Linked DNA regions of Homo sapiens: region 2 is linked to region 1. Evidence: chromatin loops called from intact Hi-C (ENCODE). Cell type or tissue: gastrocnemius medialis. All regions are shown on one strand. Links, peaks and the distances in the headings refer to the core of each region. The heading gives the core; the rest is flanking DNA.

Region 1 (2,892 bases), core at 220-2,719:
TTCCCCACGGCTTTAATTTTCAACCAAGCTTCTTCGTTCCTACGTGTTCCTCTCCCCAGGACCTGGAGAGCGTACTGCTTAGCAGCTAGGCGTGATGACTTTGCACCTTGAGAGCACTTTACTAAAACCAGGCCTTTTCCAGGTTGAGGGGGAAGGGCGGCATTCCGGGTTCAAGCAGGTGAGACCCAGGTAACCGGGGAGCGGCTCCTGGAGGCTTCTTGGACCCAGAAGCGCCGACTCTCACACACCTTGCCCGCAGTTCCTTCTCCGGGCACGGGTGGAGCGCAGCCAGGCCGCCCTGGCTGAGGCGGGCACGCCTTCCCGGGCAGCCCGGGATGCCCCGGACCCGCGGACCCGAGGGTGGGGGCCCTGCGGCGCTCGGGGGCTGCGGCGGGGAGCTCGGAGCGCGGAGCTGCCCCCGCCGGTCCACTTCAAGAACAAGTTGATAAGGTCCGCACCGGGTACCAAAGACCCCGGGCGGCGGCGGGCGGCGGCGGGCAGCGGGATCCCCCGCTCGCCGCGGACCCCGACTCTGGACAAAGTTGGCCGCGCTGCGGGGAAAAGACCAGGCCGCGGAACCCCGCGAGGGCCACGAGGCCGAGAGAGGGGAGGTCTTAAAGAGGCCCAAGGTGGCCATCACCCATCTCCTCCGAGCCACCTAGGCGGGAACAAAGGGCTTCTGTCTCGGGCAGGGTTGGCCCGGCCGCGTCCGGCTTCGGAGCAAAGAAAGTTTTCTCGGGATGCGGATGCGGGAGCGGCGGGCGGGGCTGGGGCGCGGGATACCTGCGGCCGGAGCCGCCGCGCAGGCCGCCTCACCTCCTCGATGGCCGCCACAGTGTTCCGGCACTGCGCCGTGCGGGTGGTGAAGCTGGAGGCCGTGGGCGCCTTGTAGTCCTCATGGGTCTCGGCCACGAATTCCGACACGGAGATCTGGTCCGGCATCGCCTCGGCGCGAGGGCGCTGGCGCACAGCCGCAGGGGCGCCGCCGCCTCAACTGCCGCAGCAGGCTCCGACCGCCGCTCGGACACCGCCGCTGCCGCCGCCGCTCCGGCCCGCGGACAAAGGGGAGCGCCGGGCGCGGGAGCCGCGCGGGGCCTGGCGGCGGAGCAGGGGCGGCGCGCAGCCCCGCGCAGCTCGGCCGGTCCGCCCGCCTGCGCGCCGAGGGCTCCGAGTCCGCTGCCGCCGCGTCCTCTCAGAGCGAGCCCCGAGGCGGGCGCGCACAGCCGGCGGGAACTACCCGCCACCCAGCCGCGGGCCCCGACGCCTCCCGCGGAGAGGGGCGGGTCCGGGCCGGGGGCGGCGGCCGGCCGGGCGTGGGGCGGGGCGGCGGGAGGACCGGGCCGCCAATCGGCGCGCTCGCCGCTGCCGCGCCGCCGGGAAGCGGATCCCGCAGGAAGGAAGGCGGCGCGCGCCCCGGCCCGCCGAGCCGTTCCTGGCCGCCGCGCGCCGCATTGTCTCGGCGTTCCGGGCCCCGCGCGCCGCGCCCATGCCCCGCCCCCAGCCGGCCCGAGGCCCCGACTCCGACCCGCTGCCCGCGAGGGTGCGTGTGGAGGTGCGCCCCGCCGGAGTCCGGCCTTGTGCGCGCCAACCGCCCCCCGCCCACGGCGCGGAGCACCTCTGGGCTCCCCACTTGAACGGCGGGCCGCGCCGGCCCATGAGGAAAGCGGGGTGCGGAGCTCGCCCCCTGCCGGAGGATGCGCTCCGCCGGCGGGCACCCTGCGGGGACCACAGCCGGACGCCAGAAGTGACCTGACCGTGAATGTGCGCTTTGCGTGCAGTCATTGCATCGTCGCAGGCCTAGGAGACAGATGAAGAGATGGGTGCTTATTTTATATAGGGGACACAGTGTGCCCAAGAGCACAAGATAAACGGCCGGGTGGGGATTCAAACCCATGTTCCCTGACTCAAGTGTGAGTGCTTCAGAGCGGTGAGGGGCCCCTACTAAAAGTCCCAGTCGCGTTTCCTAGGCTGCCCAATGATAGGTATTCTCGGTTATAGTTTTAGGGTACTAGGCCAGGACCCACCCTGGGAAGGCTGCTGAACGCCCTGAAGTGGTATTCCCGCAGGCAGAGGAGGGAACCGAGGGGGTGCAGGAGGAGGAGGAGGGGGAGAACGTGCTACAGCAGCCAGCCAACCTCACACAAAACCGGGCCAGTAAAGGGTTCGAACTGGTACCGATTTTTATTTACAGCTCTTAAGGAAATTCTCGGTTATACTGAAAAATCCAGAAGCTCTGAAGATACCAGTCAAATAAAATCACACCCTATAACTCTACACCAGACTTGTGGCATGGTTTCTGTAGCTGCCAGCGGTAAAACCAAGAGAAACTTTACAAAAACCTTTTGTGCATCTGAAAAGGAGGAAGTGTGAGAGACACTGGAAATTCAATATGTCAGACAAAGCCGTCTCCTGACACTGCAGGACAGTAGACCAGTCAAACAATCTTTTTAAAGCCCCCATGTAAGAAGTTGCTATATGAGGTGGCAGCTTGGGTCAGACATTATGTATGGCCTTTGGTATTTTAGTAGCACTGCATGTAAAATTTAACTTTCTAAAATCGCTGTATTCGTGGATAGCTTTTATCATTGCACTAGACAACAAGTTACAATTTAAAAATTGTATCTGTTTCTTTTTATGTTTTTTGATCCTTTTGGTGTCTGAAGTTTTCCTCTATTTGCAACCTTCTACAATTCATGTTTTGTGTTTATTATTTATATTAATACATCCTCTCCAACACCAGGCAGATTCTGTTCCCGCCTACCTAGTTTCCCAGCTACAGTTTTTGACATGAGGGAATATGCTGAATAACTTTTCAAGTCTTGATTTGTAGAGGGCTGGTCTCTATGAGGCTATGAGGGATCTAAGAAAGAAAGTCGGGTTTTTCCTTGATGT
Region 2 (2,892 bases), core at 393-2,892, 200 kb after region 1:
CTCTTCCTTTTATCCTCTATTCCATTTCAGCTGAGAATCCACCAAACTAGGATTGAGTCGACCAGTGAAAGGATTCTAGGCAAGACGGGATTGCACTGATGAGTTCCACTGCCTCCTTTTCAGAGAGACAAACGTAAGCCCACAGACTGATTACTAAGGCAGGTGTATTTTTATCTGTGCTGCCTTCTTATTCAAGACTCTAAGCTAGTCATCAACCCAATGGTATAACTGATAGCTGACGGGAGTTTCTGGAATGGGTGTTAAGTGTGAGAGAGATGAAGGCCTAGTGATAAGGTCGGCTCTAAATGTAGATTTACTTGGATTCCAATCTACTTACCAGCTGTGTGCCCCTGGGCAAGTTACCTCTTCTGTGACTCAACTTCCTTGAAGGAGGGTGTGTAAAAGTGTCTATTTCACACGGTTATTGTGAGGATTAAATACCAAAAGTATTAAAGCTGTGGTTAAACTCTCAGTAAACATTAGTTATTTCTACCAAAGTTAAACTGCCAAATCCTTGAGTCTTGATTTGTCCTCATAACTGCTGTGGCATTTCTCCTCTTTTAAAGTCTTCTGAACAGAAGTTGACGTTTGCATTTTAAAGGAACTCAAATGGCTTACTTTTACGAAGTTGGGGGGATTATATATACACGTGACCCGCCAGGGTATGTAAACCTGGCGGACTTCAACAGTCTGGGGGTGCCTGCGCTCAAGGGGTGAAGGGATGCTTAGAAACTTTCTCAGGAAGAAGGTGGGGCCTTCAACGAGGGCGGCTGGCTACAAAGAACTAAACTTTCACACAGCAAAGGGGAGCCGGTCTCCCTGCGCCCGCGGGCGTCGAACCCAGGCCCAGCTCTCACCACCCAAAGGCCCGGGTGCGGCTGCAGGGTGACGAAAGCGTCAGACCCCGGGGCTGCTCTCAGCTTTGGGCTTTCACCCGGCACTCTCCCAGACAAAGGGGCTTCTCAGCCAGGTCGCTGTTTTGGTTTGTCGTCCTCCCAGCCCCCACCTTCGTCCCCAACTTCCCCTGGCGCTGGCTCGGCGGCGTCCCTCACATCGTCCCTCCGGCCGCCACCCCGGGCCCCTTTGTTGTCTGCCGTCTCTCCCAGAGAGGGGTGGGGGGCCGCGACATTCCAGGGAGGAGAAACCGAGGAGTGAGGGGCAAAGACGCTCTTCCATGCTCTCACCCGAGGAGCGCGCCCCACGACGCTGGCCAGCCGTTCTCCGGCGACGGCCCGGGCCGCGCCTCGGCGCCCTCGCCCGGGTCCTCGGCACGGGGGAGGGGCGTGGCGCGGCCGGCGCTCTCTGATTGGCTGCGGGCGTCAGGGCGTCGCGCCGCGATTGGGTCGCGCAGCTGTCTGGAGCGAGAGCGCGCGAGGTGGGGAGGGGGCCGCTGGAAGCTGCTGGAAGTCGGGGGCGGGGGATGCGGCTGGGGCGCCGGGGCGGGGACGACGGGGGCGACGGCAGGACGGGCCGCGCCTGTGCAGGGCGGTCGGGGGCGGCGGGCGCGGGAGGAGGTGGCGGCGGAGGGGGAGGTGCGAGCCGGGCACCGCCCCCGGCCCCTCCCCGGCCTTCCCCGCGCAGAGCTCCGACCGCGGGCGGCCCAGGGGCGGGCGCGCCGCTGCATCCCCATCCTCGTCGTCGCCCGGCACAGCGCGAGCGGGCGAGCGGCGCGGGCGGCCGGAGCGCCGAGGCCCGGCCATGGCCACCACCAGCACCACGGGCTCCACCCTGCTGCAGCCCCTCAGCAACGCCGTGCAGCTGCCCATCGACCAGGTACCCCGAGGCGCCCTGGCGCCGGGCGTCGCGCCCTCGCCGCCCCTCCCCGCCGCGGTGCCACCCGACCGGGGGCCCGGGAGGAGGGTGGGGGCTGGGGCCGGGCGCCCGGTGCCCCCCTACCCGCCGCTCCCTGGAAGGGAGGGGGCAACAAGCCGGTTATTGTCCCAGAGCCCCCTCCCTCCTGGGTGCGCCCCCAGCCCGCCATCCCCGGGCCGAGCGGGAGGTGGGCCGGGCGTTGTTGCCGGCGACAGCCCCCGGGGAGGGTGGTCGTATGGGCGTGCGGGTGTGCATGCGGTCCCTGCCCTTCGCGGCAGCGGCGCTCGGATCCGGTGGTCGGGTCCCGGAGCAGCCCCCGGTGCGCATGGACCGGGTTGTGGAAAGGGTGCGGAAGGCTGCGCTTTGGGGAGCCTGGCGTGGTGCTGCCTGCCCCGCGCGCGCCTCTGAGCGACCCCCGGAGAGGCTGATGCATGGGTCTGGGTGTGCTGGGTGCCTTAGAGACGGCGTCGATGGGTGCTAGGGGCCCGGAGAGGCTTAAGCGCTACTGCACTTTGGGGACAGTTTGCGTTGGATTGTGGCTTAAGAGAGACAGAGGCAACAGTTTGTGGGAAGGCAGACAGGTTATGAAGAAAAGTCGGAGTTAATCCCAGGATTCTTGCTGACAAAGTGGCAACCTTGTAGATTGATGCAGCCACTTTACCTCCTTGCCCAGCCCTCAGAAAAGCTCTTGACAGTGTCTAGGGAAGGGTGGTATTTAAATGAGGCCAATCGAGTTTGATGGTTTAAAGGGCCTAACGATTACTGAGAAATAAACAGCATTGTGATGGGAAAAGCAGCGCCATTTTTACTGAGAAAAGAAAGTTTGGAAGTATTTTGTTGTGACAGTGAGATTTAGGGAAGTTGTTAATGAGGCGGGGGCTGGGGGGCGGGGGTGTATAGTTAGGTGATTGCTCTAGCCCCAGGCTAAAGGTAGTTAACTTTGGAAATTTTGCTTACAGTTATTTCAAGTGTACTTAACCTGGAAGTGTTTGGACTTCACACGGGATACTGGTTCACTGTCTTGAACTTGAAGGTGCTGCTGTCATTTAGTCTTCAGGGATTTCACTTCAATACGGGATT

The links. Peaks named below come from ENCODE experiments on the same cell type or tissue, not always from the same donor. Only the 100,000 strongest peaks of a DNase experiment are listed, where the experiment ranks them.
Region 2: it touches region 1 in a loop (4-fold over the local background); 2 of 110 quality-filtered maps call a loop at or near these places.

The regions. Positions count from the first base shown.
Region 1 is chr2:9,205,155-9,208,046 of GRCh38, reverse strand. ASAP2 (ArfGAP with SH3 domain, ankyrin repeat and PH domain 2) reads right to left here and starts at 1,235. Exons shown (of 28, transcript NM_003887.3): 1 at 817-1,235. The coding sequence starts at 942. RefSeq lists enhancers at 223-1,153, 1,154-2,086 and silencers at 1,516-1,699, 1,446-1,705. In gastrocnemius medialis, for the core only: a CTCF peak has its summit at 1,715 (motif pointing left); DNase peaks (open chromatin) are centred at 1,326 and 1,666; H3K4me3 peaks cover 1,525 bases; H3K27ac peaks cover 1,611 bases; H3K27me3 peaks cover 88 bases.
Region 2 is chr2:9,002,421-9,005,312 of GRCh38, reverse strand. It overlaps MBOAT2 (membrane bound glycerophospholipid O-acyltransferase 2), which reads left to right and starts at 1,629. Exons shown (of 13, transcript NM_138799.4): 1 at 1,629-1,773. The coding sequence starts at 1,699. It overlaps LOC124907728 (a long non-coding RNA gene), which reads right to left and starts at 1,237. Exons shown (of 2, transcript XR_007086199.1): 1 at 1,185-1,237. RefSeq lists silencers at 1,256-1,715, 2,259-2,553 and an enhancer at 2,318-2,892. In gastrocnemius medialis, for the core only: no CTCF peak of the experiment used is centred there; a DNase peak (open chromatin) is centred at 1,332; H3K4me3 peaks cover 1,909 bases; H3K27ac peaks cover 369 bases.